Linked DNA regions of Homo sapiens: region 1 is linked to region 2. Evidence: chromatin loops called from intact Hi-C (ENCODE). Cell type or tissue: heart left ventricle. All regions are shown on one strand.

Evidence for each region. A loop is a pair of places that touch in the nucleus more often than their neighbours do. Peaks named below come from ENCODE experiments on the same cell type or tissue, not always from the same donor. Only the 100,000 strongest peaks of a DNase experiment are listed, where the experiment ranks them.
Region 1: it touches region 2 in a loop (7-fold over the local background); 66 of 110 quality-filtered maps call a loop at or near these places.

The regions. Positions count from the first base shown.
Region 1 is chr7:31,637,647-31,645,646 of GRCh38, forward strand. ITPRID1 (ITPR interacting domain containing 1) reads left to right here. Exons shown (of 15, transcript NM_001257967.3): 11 at 4,530-4,612; 12 at 5,036-6,307. It also overlaps a transcript of PDE1C not described here. Among named protein-coding and RNA genes, the nearest start is that of PPP1R17, 46 kb to the right of the region's middle. In heart left ventricle, no CTCF peak of the experiment used is centred here; no DNase peak of the experiment used is centred here.
Region 2 is chr7:31,131,506-31,139,505 of GRCh38, forward strand. LOC107986781 (a long non-coding RNA gene) reads left to right here and starts at 3,138. Exons shown (of 3, transcript XR_001745159.1): 1 at 3,138-3,338; 2 at 6,130-6,184. RefSeq lists silencers at 3,063-3,112, 3,133-3,232. In heart left ventricle, a CTCF peak has its summit at 3,138 (motif pointing right); a DNase peak (open chromatin) is centred at 3,156; H3K27ac peaks cover 263 bases.

The DNA.
Region 1 (8,000 bases), 510 kb after region 2:
GATGAGTAGATTGCGAAAATTTTCTCCCATTCTGTAGGTTGCTTGTTCACTCTGATGGTAGTTTCTATTGCTGTGCAGAAGCTCTTTAGTTTGATTAGATCCCATTTGTCAATTTTGGCTTTTGTTGCCATTGCTTTTAGTGTTTTAGACATGAAGTCCTTGCCCATGCCTATGTCCTGAACAGTATTGCCTAGGTTTTCTTCTAGGGTTTTTATGGTTTTAGGTCTAACATGTAAGTCTTTAATCCATCTTGAATTAATTTTTGTATAAGGTGTAAGGAAGGGATCCAGTTTCAGCTTTCTACAGATGGCTAGCCAGTTTTCCCAACACCATTTATTAAATAGGGAATCAGGAAGTTCATGTGGAAAATTCTTCAGGATGGGCTGCCCTCTCAACAGGTTATTAAGCAGAGGGGCTCCCACCAAAGTGTGCAGGGCCATTTGCATAGTACTGAAAAAACATTTAAAGTTCTGCATTGAGCTTTTGAAAGGTTACTGCAAGAATCATCATGAATTTTGTACCCACAGTTGATATAAGGAGGAAAACGGGTGGTATTTTTGCTAACCCTAAAGGAAACTGAAAAGTTTTAATATGGATTGAACTAATTATAACAAAGGCAGTGAAGTCTTAAATATTACACTAGTAAATTTCTTATAATAAATATATAGTGAGTATACACTATTTCCTCTGACAACACTAAACAGCTGTTCTATTACTCAGGTTAAAGGCTCTGTAAAAGTCGCACATCAGAGTTAAAGGAAAATCAGGCAGCACCTTTTCTACAAACTATCCGGTTTTATAATAACAGGTGTTTATGTTTGTAGACTTTTCTAGGTTTTTGTTATAAATCCCACACGACATTGTTAATTTTTTTTGTTTAAATAGTCAATTATCTTTTTTAAAGATGTAGATAATAAATAAATAAAATATTCAGTGCTTACCCACATGATTTTTCCTTTCAATACCCTAAAGATGTTACTCAACTGTCTTCTTACTTGGATTATTTCCAATGAGAAATCTGCCATCCTTATCTTTGTTAACTCGATATGTAATGTTCCTTTTCTCTGGTTGATTTTAAGGGTTTTTATAAAAAGTCATTGGTGTTGGGTAATTTTTCTTTCTTTTGTTTTTCGTTTGTTTGTTTTTTTGAGATGGAGACTTGCTCTGTCGCCCAGGCTGGAGTGGAGTGACCCAATCTCAGCTTACTACAACCTCCACCTCCCAGGTTCGAGCAATTCTTTTGCCTTAGCCTCCCAAGTAGCTGGGATTACAGGCACCTGCCACCACACCCGCTAATTTTTGTATTTTTTGGTAGACACGGGATTTCACCATGTTGGCCAGGCTGGTCTTGAACTCCTGACCTCAGGTGATCTGCCTGCCTCGGCCTCCCAAAGTGCTGGGATTACAGGTGTGAGCCACTGCGCCCAGCCAGTAATTTGATTTTCATGTGCCTTGGTGTAGTTTTCTTCATGTTTCTGGTGCTTGGAGTTTGTTGGACTTTGTGAAACAAACTTTTCTTTGAAACATTTCTTCAAAAGCTTTCCCTCCTCTTTGGGATTTTTCAGTTACCTATACCTGAGGCTACTTGGACTTGTCTCATCACTTGCTGATGCATTTTCGTTTTAAAAAGTATTTTCTTTTTTTAAATCTCTATGTTTCATTTGGGATAGCTTCTTATGACCATGTCTTCATGTCACTAATCTTTTCTTCTGCAGTCTCTAATCTGCTATATATATCCAGTATAAATTTTACTGGAGACGTTGTTTTCATCTCTAGACATTCAATTTGGGTTTTTTTTAAATATCTTGCATATATCCACTTAACATAGTTCATCTTTCCTCTAGCTTCTTGAACATACAGGATATAGTTTTTCTTTTGTTTGTTTGTTTTTGTTTTTTTTTTTTTTTTGAGATGGAGTCTCACTCTGTCTCCCAGGCTGGAGTGCAGTGGCGCAATCTCAGCTCACTGAAAGCTCTGCCTCCCGGGTTCATGCCATTCTCCTGCCTCAGCCTCCCAAGTATCTGGGACTACAGGTGCCTGCCACCATGCCCGGCTAATTTTTAGTATTTTTAGTAGAGACGGGGTTTCACTGTGTTAGCCAGGCTCGTCTTGAACTCCTGACCTCGTGATCTGCCTGCCTCAGCCTCCCAAAGTGCTGGGATTACAGGTGTGAGCCACTGTACCCAGGATATAGTTTTAATAAATGTTTTAATGCTCTTTCTTAATTGATAATTCTAAGATCTGCATTAGTCTTAGGGTGGTTTCAATTGATTGATTTTTCTCCTCATAATGGATCATATGTTCCTGCTTCTTTGCACACCTATTATTTTTTAATATATGCCACACATTTGGATTTTACCATATAGGTGGTAGATAGTACTATATTCCCATAAATATTCTTTTGCTTATGTCTTGGACACAAGTTACTTGGAAACAGTTTAAGTCTTTCAGGTCTTGCTTTTAAGGCTCATTAGGTGGGACCAGAGCAGCGGTCATTCTAAGGCTAATTATTTCTTACTCCTGAAGCAAGACACTTCTGAGTATTCTACCCCTCAATGTCCTGTGAAATAGGAGGTTTTGCATCTGGCTGGTGGGCACATTCCCTATTCCAGGCTCTGGATGAGTACTGGGCAGTGTTTCCCCTGATCCTTTCTGATGGTTCTCTTCCCAGCTTTTGGTGGTTTCTCACATGCATGAGCTCATCAGTACTCAGCTGAATACTCAAGAGAGACCCTCTAGAGTTCTCTCTGTGTGCAGCTCCTTCCTCTCCTCTGTGTGCCCTTTGAACTCTAGCTGGCTCAGTCTTTTTGGACTCCTAGCTCTGTTTCCTCAGCTTCAAGTGTCTGCAAGGCTCAGCCTGGGTTCCCCCTTCTCATGCCAAGACCTGTAAACTCTCTCAAAGCGCTAAGCTGGGTAACTATAGGGTTCAGATCACTTGTTCCTGTTTCTCAAGGACTGCTGTCTGTAACTGTCTGAGGTCCATTGTCTCGAAAAACTTTTTTTTTTTTTTCCACATATCTTGTCTAGTTTTTCAGTTGGTTCGGGTAGGAGGAAAAATCTAGTCCCTATTACTACAGCTTTCCAGAAGCAGAAGTCTCATTTAGATCTATGACTTGCAAATATTTTCTATTTTTTTACCCTTAACTGTGTAACAAGAGGCAATGGCTAGGTCAAAAATATGCATTCTCAAAATTTTGCTCAAAGTTTCTCAATCTCTCTAGGATTGAGCTATTTTAAAATGTATGCCCTCTGATTTTTAGCTTTTAGTTTTGTTTGAGGCTGAATTAAAGAGTGTGGAGTTTATAATGTTTAATTATACAAAATTGAGCCATTACTTTCTCTTGACTTTGGCCTCAGGCTGAGGTAGCTGGGGTTTGGGCTGGGTTGGCCAGCTCTGAGACTGTCTCCACTTGCTGTCTTTGCTCAGACACATGGACCGTTAAGGCTCTCAGGCATTGTTGTCTACAGGGAGAAGAATGATGCTGCTCTTGTGAGTGGAACTGTCCTTCAAGGTGAGGTCCAGCAGAGATCTAAGCAGAGGCTGGGATCATTTCCCTCCCTTGAACTCTTCGTCAGCAGTTGTTCAAGCAAAGGCAAATCCCCTATTTATCACTTAGGTACCAAATACTCAAGCATTGTATCTATGGACAATCAACTGTTTCCCCTTAATTCACTTCCCACACACATACCTAATCTCCCAGGACAGACAAGGCTCCTCCCTCTGCTCCTTGTATTCTAAGGAGGCCACCTTGCAACCCCCTTCCTCCTGAGAGACTTCCTATTAGAGCCTATACTGTGGTATAACTGAAAGCATTTCTCATTAAAGAAGAGAAAAAAAAATCCATAATTTAATCTTTAGCATGGTGACACTCTGGTAGCCAACTATTTCCCCCACAATATATAACTTAATATTTACGTAAGAATCTACAGATAGATTTAACATTTCATGGATGCTCCTGTTTACAAAGTCATAACCTGCCCACACGTGACTTTGCCCTTTCTCTGCATGTCCCAGCCTCTTCTGGTGGCAAGAGCAGTGATCTAAAACATGAGCACAAACTTGTAGTCATAGAAATAGTCCAGCTGAAGCTAGCAAAGGGTACTTATCCAAACTTTAGTAAAAAGAACAAGAATATGTATATATACACACACACAAATATATAAAATGTGGTCTTTCATTATTTTATTAGTGTGGCATTTAAGGCATATGTGTTTCCTTCTGGATTTTCTTTCCCTTAGTAAAGATTCATCTCACAACCATATTGTTATTTGGTTTTGAGAGACATTAGTTTCTCTTCCTTCGTTTCAGGTTTTATTCTTTGTATCAGGAAACCAGTGATGCAATTTTAACTGAACTCTCTGACAATCGAGAAAAAAATGTCCTTGGAATTCCCTCATTTGTTTTTTCTTCCACACAGTGGGCATTTCTGCAGGATCCATGGTGTGTCAGGCACCTAGAGGGGTTGATCCAAGTCCTGCTGGCTGCGTGTTTTCCCTTTAATAACCTCAAGACCTCTTTCATTCTGCAGGTGCCAGGGTGGACAGAGCAAATAGCTGCCAGTCTGACAGCAGCGGGTTCCTGGAGGAGCCGCTGGAACCGCTGCCCCTCCAGGTAGGAGGGTTTGGAACAGGGCCCTGTTGCTCATCCCTAACATCCCACTTCAGCCCTATCAACCAGGCTGCCACCCAAACCTCACTCACAGCTAACTCAGAAAGAGGGGTGTTTTAAATCAAGCCACAATTGGAAAGGTTGAGAAGGCACAAGCCACCTGCACCCAAGGGGCAGAGGATGATGGAGTCATATTAGACAAGGTGCCGGAAAGTGTGGCCTTCCTTTCCTTTTGACTTTTCTAAGCAAGGAGGCTGAGCCTCCTAGAGAGGAGGACCTTGGTAAAGAGGTAAACAGATGCAAAACCTGATGTTGCAACCCTTATCTCCTGACTCCTAAGGCAATGACAAGAAGAAAATCTCACCTTAAACCTATTGCCTCCTCCACTTCCTGACCTGTTTCCCTTTGTCCTGGTTTCCCCTACAGATGCCTTCCTTGCCAAACAGCCAGAGTCCTGCTGAGAATGGAGGTAGAAAGCCAAGAGATCAGAGCCACAGCTTAGTATCATCCCAGGACTGTCAGCTAGAGTCGGATGGGCCAGATTCCAAAAGTAGGGCGAGCATGTCTTTTTCAAGCCAAGAAGCGAATGCCTTGGAACAAAGGGCCTCAGTATCTGTGATGGAGGAAGAGTTTCTGCTTGAGGCCATGGAGGGGCCACCAGAGCTGTATATCCCAGACATGGCCTGTGCCAAGACCACCACGAGGGGAGAATGCCCAAGGAAAGACAGCCATCTGTGGCAGCTTCTGCCAATGCCCCATGCTGAGTATGAGGTCACCAGACCCACAGCCACTTCCAAATATGATCATCCTCTGGGGTTTATGGTAACCCACGTCACAGAAATGCAGGACAGTTTTGTGAGGCCTGAGGGAGCTGGCAAAGTGCAAAGCCACCACAATGAGTCTCAAAGGTCACCTGGAAATGATCATACTCAAGACAAGTTCCTTCATGTTGACTCTGAGGCCCCACGAGAAGAGGAAAGCAGTGGATTCTGTCCTCACACCAACCACAGCTTACTCGTACCAGAAAGCTCATCACAGTGTATCCCCAAGCACAGTGAAATCACACCTTATGCAACTGACCTTGCTCAAACATCTGAAAAGCTCATTCCCCACCTCCATAAACTGCCTGGAGATCCTGCCCAGGTGAAGTCAAGGTCTGGTACTTTGGGTCAGATACTACCTGGGACAGAAGCTGAGATGGAAAACCTTCCTCTAAATACTGGCAGCTCCAGGTCTGTAATGACCCAGATGTCCTCCAGCCTGGTGTCGGCTGCTCAGAGGGCTGTGGCCTTGGGGACTGGTCCCAGAGGAACATCTTTAGAATGCACTGTGTGTGATCCTGTTACCGCAACAGAAACAAGACTGGGGACAAAAGCAAGACAGTTAAATGATGCTTCCATTCAGACTTCAGCTCTAAGCAACAAGACCTTGACACATGGGCCCCAGCCCCTCACCAAATCCGTCTCTCTAGACTCAGGCTTCTCTAGTATCTGCCCAATGGGCACCTGCCATGCTATACCTGCCCACTGCTGCATCTGCTGTCATCACCACCCTCACTGCCACGGGGAGAGGCAAAGCCCTGGCCCTGAACCCTCAGTCTGTAGGCACTGCCTGTGTTCACTAACTGGTCACCAGGAAGCCCAGTTCATGACGACTTTGAAAGCCCTTCAGGACACTACAGTGAGGGAGCTATGTTCCGTAAGTGTTCACCCTGGCAAAGATGGAAAGGCAGATGCACCCGTGATAAACACCTCAGGGATAATATTCAGACTTCCTTGCTGAATGCAAGATCTCAGGGCAAACTTTTCTATTTTAAATCATGAATAACATTTGTAGAGTGCTTTATTGTTTATGATATAGTATCACACATTTCTTCTCGATACTTCCAATCAATCACCTTTAGAAATAAGCAAAGCAAATTTTATCATTAATCATCATTTTACAGAAAGGAAAACTAAGGGGTAGAGCCATGCATTCATATGTCTAAGGTTATAAGCATTAATGCATCTGTAACTCATCTCCAGTTCTAGCTGAGAAGTTCTGTGTCTTAAATTCGTTTAGCTATATAATCTTGCACAAGCCATTTAATCTTTTTGTAAAATAGGGAGACTATTCATGCACTGACACAGGATTGTTTTAGGATTAAATAAGAAGAACCCTGTAAAGCACTCAGCCCAGCATGTGGCACATGGAAATCTCTAGGTAATGTTAATTGTGTGGGTGTGTTACTCTTATATGTGTTACTCTTATAATCAATTTTTGTGACTGTTTTACATTGTTCAGGTCTTGAACTTAGAGCTTCCCACGTCAAATAGAGGGGCTTTTGGTCTACCTTTGCTGAGCCTATTTAAAGGTGGACCCTATAGTTACTGAGGACTAAATGGCTCCAGCCTTCTCTAGCCCTTGATTAATCAGTAATTGTTTAATGAGCCCTTCCAGTACCTCCTTTTTAGTAAGTTTTTAAGGTAAGAAATGATCTAGGCTTTCAGGGCCAGCCATTGATTAAAAAATTAAGACTATTGCACATAAAACCACTTGTATAGAGAGTTGAAAAGGTGAAGGGGCTGGCACAGAGAATATAGGTTGCAGCTATTCAGAGCGGGGTGAAGTGGAACCACGATTTACTGAGCACCTTCTGTTTAGTGCCTACTGAGTTACCTTCCCATTCTCTTAATTCCACAAATATTTAGTGAGTGTCTATGCTGACCATTTTCTGTTATGTCATTTAACCTTCATTTTAATCCATTCCATAAATATTTGTTGGGCTCCTAATATATGCCAGGTCCTTCCTCCTTTATAGACAAGGAAACTAGAACTGAGAGAGTTTAAATAATTATCTCAATGCCTCCTAATGACTAAGTGGGAAGTCCAAATTCAGATTCAATTTGGGTAACAGTAAATTGCTTGACATTACAGTATAAGCAAAGAAGTGTCCGACTTTAAAATATCTAAATCTATGTAAGTGTAGAATTAACATTAGAAAGTGATTATTTGAAAGATAAAGCAAATTACTACTTGGCCTTTCAATGTATAGAAATCACATTACATAAATGTGATGTAAAGAGAGTGATTACAGGAAAGTTTAAATAATTTATCAGATCATTTTTTAATTGCAAGACTCCCAGGCATTTGGAATATTTTTATATGAACCTAATATTAGTGAGAGTTGAACAGGTAAGAGAAAGCTTCATTTAGGCATAGTGATCAGTTCTAGGTATATTTTCCAAAAGTTCAGTGGAAGAAAAGAACAAAACCTAATGTATGCTGGGTGGTTCTTGAGTATCAAAAGACTTTGGTTCAAATCCTGGGTAACAGTAGGGTCGTCATCACCATAACCATCATCACCACCACCCACCACCACCATCATCATTATTTACATCATTTGTTGAGG
Region 2 (8,000 bases):
TTTAGAAACATTGCTGTAAGTACCTTTGAATACACATGAGTCAGACATATTTGGGAGGATCTGTAAATTCAGATTTAACCAATATAATAATATTAAACATTAAAAGTTTAGTTTTACTCATCTTTATCCAATGTAAACTGTATTTTATACTAATACTATAATAGAATAAGCTCCACTTTTTATATTTAACGTCTTCAGCATTTTCTAATATTTCAATTCAGTTTTTGTAATTAGCTATTTTAAAAGTCTGTCTACAATTTCAAGGAGTGAATTTGCTGAAGTTTATGTAGTAATTCTCCCTATCCCCTGTAAGAAATTGTCAAACCATTTTCCAAAGTGGTTGTACCATTTTGCATATCCACCTGAAATATAACAGAGTTCCAGCTGCTCTACATCCTCATCAGCGCTCTATGTTGTTAGCTTTTAAAAAGCTATTCTGGCCAGGCACGGTGGCTCATGCCTGTAATCCCAGCACTTTGGGAGGCCAAGGCAGGTTCGAGACCAGCCTAGCCAAACATGGTGAAACGCCGTCTCTACTAAAAATACAAAAAATTAGCTGGGTGTGGTGGCAGGCGCCTGTAATCCCAGCTACTCGTGAGGCTGAGGCAAAAGAATCCCTTGAACCACAGAGGCAGAGGTTACAGAGGCAAAAAAGTCACTTGAACCCCAGAGGCTGAGGTTGCAGTGAGCCAAAGTCACGCCATTGCACTCCAGTCTGGGCAACAAGAGTGAAACTCCGTCTCAAAAAAAAAAAAAAAAAAAAAAAGCTATTCAGCTATTCTAATAGGCGTGCAGCAAGATCTAATTATAGTTTTGATCTGCACTTCTCTAATTATGCTGATGAATATCTTTTTATGTGTTTATTTGCTACTCATATCTTTTTGGCTAAATATCTGTTCATGTCTTTTTCCAGTTTTTCTAAAAGTTGGCTAATTTGATTTCTTATTGAATTGTGAGAGTTTTTAAAATCCATATTATTTATACAAGACCTTCATCAGATATGTGATTTACAAATATCTTCCCCCAGTTTGTTGCTTGTCTTCATTGTCTTAACTGTATTTTTAGAAGAAAAGACTTTTAAAATTTTTGTCTAATTTATTAACTTTTAATTAATTAATTTTGCTAATTTTGTTTTCAGGGACTATTTTTGTGTGGCAGGAAATAGGGAGATATTGAAGAATTTTGAGCAGGGGATCAACATATTAAAAGAGACATTAGGATAAAAATTGGTTTGATTGTAGACAACAATTTAAATTGAAGTAGAAATAAATCTAGGGTAAGAGAAATTAGCTGTTACAATAAATTAGGCATGAAATAAATGAGGAATTTAGGTAAGTATGGTAACAACCAGAATTATACCTTATTAAAATTTCATCTATCTGCTTAACTAGAATCTGCTAATGATTGAATAGATTTTCTTATAGCCAGGGTTACTTCGGATGACTCCAAAGGGAAATCCAGAGACTTCCCTGATCAGCAACATGAGGAGGCCCCCAACCTCCTTAATCCTATTTGGCCAGTTCCTCCAATGCCCTTTTTAAGAAAATGTGTATCATGGTTTTCCATGCAGTCAGGAAACATAAACTTTCTAGGATGCAATTTAGTCATAATGCTTATATCTATTAGTTATTGCTATATCACAAACCACTTCAAAAGTTAGGGTCTTAAAACAACCATCAGCCGGGCGCCGTGGCTTGCTCCTGTAATCCTGGGCCGAGGCAAGCAGATCACTTGAGGTCAGGAGTTCGAGACCAGCTTGGCCAACGTGGTGAAACCACATCTCTACTAAAAGTATAAAAATTAGCCAGGCATGGTGGTGGGTGCCTGTAATGCCAGCTACTCGAGATGCTGAGGCAGGAGAATCACTGGAACCCAGGAGCGGAGGTTGCAGTGAGCTGAGATCGTGCCACAGCACTCCAGCCTCGGCGACAGAGCAAGGCTCTGTCTCAAAAAAAACAAAAACAACCAACCAACCAACCAACCAAACAAAAAACAAAACCGTTGTTTACTTAGCTCATGATTCTGAAGATTTGACCATTTGGGGTGGGAACAGCTGGGTTCTTCTGGTTCCTTCTGGGTCCTCTACTTGGCTACAGATGGCTTTGTTGATCTTGGCTGAGCTCTCTCAAATGTCCTGGTGCCTTGGCTAGCTTATTGAAGCCCAGGCTTAGCATTAACAAGTGCCTTCCATGGTATTTAATTGGACAAAGTAAGTCAAAGGCAGCCCAGATTCAAGGAGTGCATACAAGGAGGGGAATAATCGTAGGCATTTTTGCAAACAATCTGCTTCGGTGCTTATCTTCAGACCTGAGATATGGTCATGTTTGTGACATTCCTTGGAAAGAAAAGCATCCTAGAGACCTTTCTAGGAGTTACTGGTGAAGGAAGTATTTAGAAGATAAACTTTCATTAAATTCATTGTAGCAGGATCTGGGAATTAGGATCTCAAGGGGAAATCCCAACTCTTGTTGTTTGCTTCCCGTAAGAATAAGAAACAGCAGCATTATCAAGTGCTGTACTTTACTACAAATATTAACCGGCAACAATTGACCCTCTCTGGGACTTTCCATTTAGTTATTTACTGGAAGCTGTTCTGTAATTTTCAGCAGTGCTGTTATCTATGAGATTACTTTTCTTTTAGCTGTGCTGGGTTTTCAGACGCATTAATATAGCTTAATATCTCTTCCTGTTGCTTCTCTAATTAAAAGCTTGTTGGATTTCCAAATAAGAAATAACATACACAAGCACTGGTAATTCAGGCTGCTAATAATTGGGAGAAAAACTTCAGCAAGGAACAGCATCAACCAGGCATGAGGGATCTTATGATCCGGCAAAGAAAGAGGCCTAGGAGTCTGGGGAGGATTGCAGGGCAGTGATCTGGCTCTGAGCAGCTGGCCTCCCTGAGAGGGGCTGCTGCCGATGAAGGACCGCCAACAGACAGCCTGAGTATAGTGCATGTGCCCTGTCCCAAGATGGATGTTTGAATCCTGGATCCAAGAGAAGAGCTCATGTCTGTTTTTCCAATCACTGCTTGTATCCTTTCCTGCTTCCCCAAGTCCCTCATTCCTCTCCTCCCGGCGGCTTTTGCCCTCTTTGGTCCAGGCCGCAGGAAACCGTTCCTCTAGTTCTAACAATCGGCCACTAGATGGCACTAGATGTTCGGATTAAAGTGCCTTCCTGAGCTCCACGGGCCCAGGGCGAGGGCAGGCAGGGTCTGAAGACAGCTTCTCTCGGCCACCGTCATTCTCTCTCCCACTTCGCTCTTCACTTCTCATCCCTTCCTCATCCCATTTAAACATTAGATTCCTTCCAGCAGCGGTGTTTGCGTGATTTCAAAGGTAGGGAAACCGTGTGTTTCGTATGGTGGGGTGCCGGTGGAAGAAAGGGAGTTTGTGGGTTCCACAAGAACCTTAGGTGCCCGCTAAGGACACAGATCGAACTCCAGGCAAGAAAGGCACAGCGACTGCTTCCCTCTCTCGCGCCATGAGCACTGGCCTCTCTTAAGCAACCCCGCTGAGCTGTTGAATAGACCCCTCACACTGTTACTTCAAAAACTGAATTCTTGGTTGGGCGCGGTGGCTCATGCCACCCAGCACTTTGGGAGGCCGAAGCGGGTGGATCACTTGAGGTCAAGAGATCAAGATCAGCCTGGCCAACATGGCGAAACCCCGTCTCTACTAAAAATACAAAAGAAATTAGCTTGGCCTGGTAACAGGCACCTGTAATCCCAGCTACTCAGGAGGCTGAGGCAGGAGAATCGGTTGAATCTGGGAAGCAGAGGTTGCAGTGTGCCAAGATCGCGCTACTGCACTCCAGCCTGGGCGGCAGAGTGAGACTCCATTTCAAACATAAATAAAATAGGCCTGGCGCGGTGGATCACGCCTGTAATCACAGCACTTTGGGAGGCCGAGGCGGGCGGATCACGAGGTCAGGAGATCGAGAACATCCTGGCTAATACGGTGAAACCCCGTCTCTACTAAAAATACAAAAAATTACCTGGGCGTGGTGGCGGGCTCCTGTAGTCTCAGCTACTCGGGAGGGTGAGGCAGGAGAATGGTGTGAACCCGGGAGGCGGAGCTTGCAGTGAGCCGAGATGGCGCCACTGCACTCCAGCCTGGGCGACAGAGTGAGACTCCGTCTCAAATAAAATAAAAAATAAAAAAAAATAATAAAATCACATCAAATAAAACACAAAAATTGAACTCTTCCTTCTCTCCACCCTCTCTCATCCCAATCCATTCTTCTTTTTATAGTTCCATCCTCACTGATGTGAATTTTTTGTTTGTTTGTTTGTTTTCTGAGACAAAGTCTCTCTCCATCACCCAGGCTGGAGTGCAGTGGTGCGGTCTTGGCTCATTGCAAGCTTCGCCTCCCGTGTTCAAGCAATTCTCCTGCCTCAGCCTCCCGAGTAGCTGGGACAGGGCCCGCCACTACACCCAGCTAATTTTTGTGTTTTTAGTAGAGACGGGGTTTCATTATGTTGGCCAGGCTGGTCTCGAACTTCTGACCTCAGGCAATCCACCCACCTCGGCCTCCCAAATTGATGGGATTACAGGCGTGAGCCACCGGGCGGTCTCATGTCACCTTTTAACCTAATCATTTCTGGAAGCTAAAAGTCATCCTGTTTTCTTACATAAGTCTAGCGCCTTTTCCAATCTGCTACCATAATGCTCCCTAACTTCATGTCTGCCCCCACCCCTCCCTTTCCGTTTGTACTGAATAATGGCGCCGGTTTTGGGATCATCTATTTAATTACACAAGCCCTGGTATTCACACTGGGGATACAGCAGTGACTTCCAAGCTGAAACTTTAAGGATGAGTTGAAGTTAGCCAGGCAAATAGGGGTAACAGCATTCTTGATAGAGCAGATTTCAGCTGGGAGTGACTCTGCCTGGAAGGAGCCATTTGACAATATCCATAGACATTTTTGGTTGTTACGCTCTGGGGAAGGAGTGGGGTTTTCTCCTGACATCTAGTGGGGAAATCCAAGGATGCTCTAAACATCCGGCGATGCCCAGGACAGTCCCCCCACAACAAATATTAACTTCCAAATATTAGTAGTGCTAAGCTTGAGAAACCCTGTAATAGAGAAAGCTGCAGAGAGAACATGGCTTTTTTGAGAAACTGAAAGTTTTCTTAGAATGGGAATGAAGGTTGGGAGATGTGACTAGGGACCGTGGTGTGCAGAGCTGCACCTGGGAGTTTGTACTCTCTCCCCAGGCCAATGGAAGTAACTGGAGATATTGGAGCCACTGGAGACTCTATTCCAAGGGCCATTGAAAACCATTGATAGGAGGTATGGACCCTCACAAATATGTGAATGAATAGGCTCCATTTCTGTCATGGGTTTGAACCAGGCCTTCTTGTCCAGACCTCTGTAAATCAATATTGATATGCTATCAGCCTTCTGAAATAAACCATAAGTGTAATATTCACTTACTTCATAAACAAGCAAATACAGTAATTGAACTTGTGTGACAAAGCACTGTTCTATGCTTTTCAAAATGATTTTTACTTTTCATCATCCTGATGTGTCCAGAATCGGTTCCTTCCAGTGGGTTCTCGGTCTCGCTGACTTCAAGAATAACGTTGCGGACCCTCGCGCTGAGCATTACAGTTCTTAAAAATGGTGTGTCCAGACTTTGTTCCTTCAGATGTTTAGATGTGTCTGGAGTTTGTTTCTTCTGGCGGGTTCGTGGTCTCGCTGCCTTCAGGAGTAAAGCTGCAGACCTTCCCAGTGAGCCTTACAGCTCATAAAAGTGGCGCAGATCCAAAAAGCGAGCTGCAGCAACAATTATTGCAAGGAACAAAAAAACAAAGCTTCCACGCTGTGGAAGGGCATCCGAGCAGGTTGCAGCCGCTGGCTTGGGTGGCCTGCGTTTATTCCCTTACTTGGCCCCACCCACATCCTGCTGACTGGGCCATTTTACAGAGAGCTGATTGGTCCATTTTACAGGGAGCTGATTGGTCCGTTTTGACAGAGTGCTGATTGGTGCATTTACAATCCTTTAGCTAGACAGAAAAGTTCTCCAAGTCCCCACCCTACCCAAAAGCCCAGCCAGGTTCACCTCTTGCCACAGTCCTCTGTAATAAATATCTTTTTTGTTTTTTAAATCCTTATTTTTTCAGGTAAGGACACAGAAGCCCAGGGAATATAAGTAACCTCCCAAAAATCGCACAGCAGGTAAGTAATAAGGTCGAGAGTTTAATCCAGAGCTGCAAGATGGCAGAGTCCAAGTTCACAGCCATAAGCTATACTGTTATTATGCTGTTTTGCCATTATTTCCAAAGAGTAACAAAAGGAAATGATCACCCATCTTTTATATATTTCAAGGCTACTATTCATGTCTTTTATATATGTCGAGGCTACTATTTCAGTAGCCTTGAAAATAGAACATAGATTTAATGTACTTTCTTAGAAAACTTTGTTCTATGTGTATGCATTTTTTGAATAGTATAATCCAATAATAGTTGGAAAGAACTTGAAAAAAATACACTCCACATACTTATGGTCATAAAAAATAAGTATTGAATTAAAAAGTTAGGAGTAAAATAATCGAACCCAAGAAAAGCAGAAAAAATAAAAGCAGAAATGTATATGTTAGAAACTAGAAACATTTATAGAAACTAAATAAATGCATGAGTTTGTTTGAAAAATCAGAGAAATATATAAACTATTAGGTCATCTAATCGTTTTTTAAAAGGAATACCTAAAACCATGTATTAGAAATGACAATGTAGAACTAATTGCAAAACCAGAGGAAAGTAAATGAACCAGCATAACATGATTTTTGCTTAATATTTACAAATATACCTATATGAAATTGGTTGACATTATAGGAAAATATGAAGTAACAAAATGTATCTTTTTTTTTTGAAATGGAGTCTTGCTCTGTCTCTCAGGCTGGAGTGCAGTGGCGCCATCTCGGCTCACTGTAACGTCCGCCTCCCGGGTTCACGCCATTCTCCTACCTCAACCTGTATCTGGGACTACAGGCGCCCGCCACCACGCCCGGCTAATTTTTTGTATTTTTAGTAGAGACCTGGTTTCACCGTGTTAGCCAGGATGGTCTCGATCTCCTGACCTCGTGATCTGCCCGCCTCGGCCTCCCAAAGTGCTGAGATTACAGACGTGAGCACCGCGCTTGGCCTTTTTTTTTTTTTTTTTTTGAGACAGAGTCTTGATCTGTCGCCCAGGCTGGAGTGCAGTGGTGTGATCTCGGCTCACTGCAGGCTCCGCCTCCCGGGTTCAAGCAATTCTCCTGTCTCAGCCTCCCGAGTAGCTAGCACTAACAGGCACTGGCCACCACGCCCAGCTAATCTTTGTCTTTTTAGTAGAGACGGGTTTCGCCTTGTTGGTCAGGCTGGTCTCGAACTTCTGACCTCAGGTGATCCACCCGCCTCAGTCTCCGAAAATGCTGGGATTACAGGCGTGAGCCACCGCACCCGGCCCAAAATGTATCTTAAAAGAGTTAAAACATATATAGGCCAAAGACAGTAGAAGAAATAGAGAAATTTGCCAAAGAGTTACTGCTAGCCTCCACAAAATGCACCAGGCCCAGATGATTTCATGAAACTATATGACCATAACTTTGCTGAACATGGAACTTTAATGCACTTTAAATATCTGCAGAATAGAATGGAAAAAAAGAAAAATCCTTCACATTCATCTGATGATGTGAAAAACATGCTAATATCAAGCCTGTCAAAGAGGAAATAGAAAATGATAGATAAATCTTTATTTTGAATATTGATGTAAAAATTGTGAAAAGAATTCAGTAGCAGATCGATGCAAATAATATTCCATGAATTGTGTTTATTCTGATAATGTTAGAATTGTTCAGTATTAGGAAATGTGATGGTTAATTGTGTGTATCAACTTGGCTGGGCTCAGTTTCTAGATAGTTGGTTAAACATTATTCTGTGTATTTCTATGAGAATGTTTTTGGATGAGATTAACATTTATTTTATTTTATTTTTTTCTTTAAAAATTTTTTATT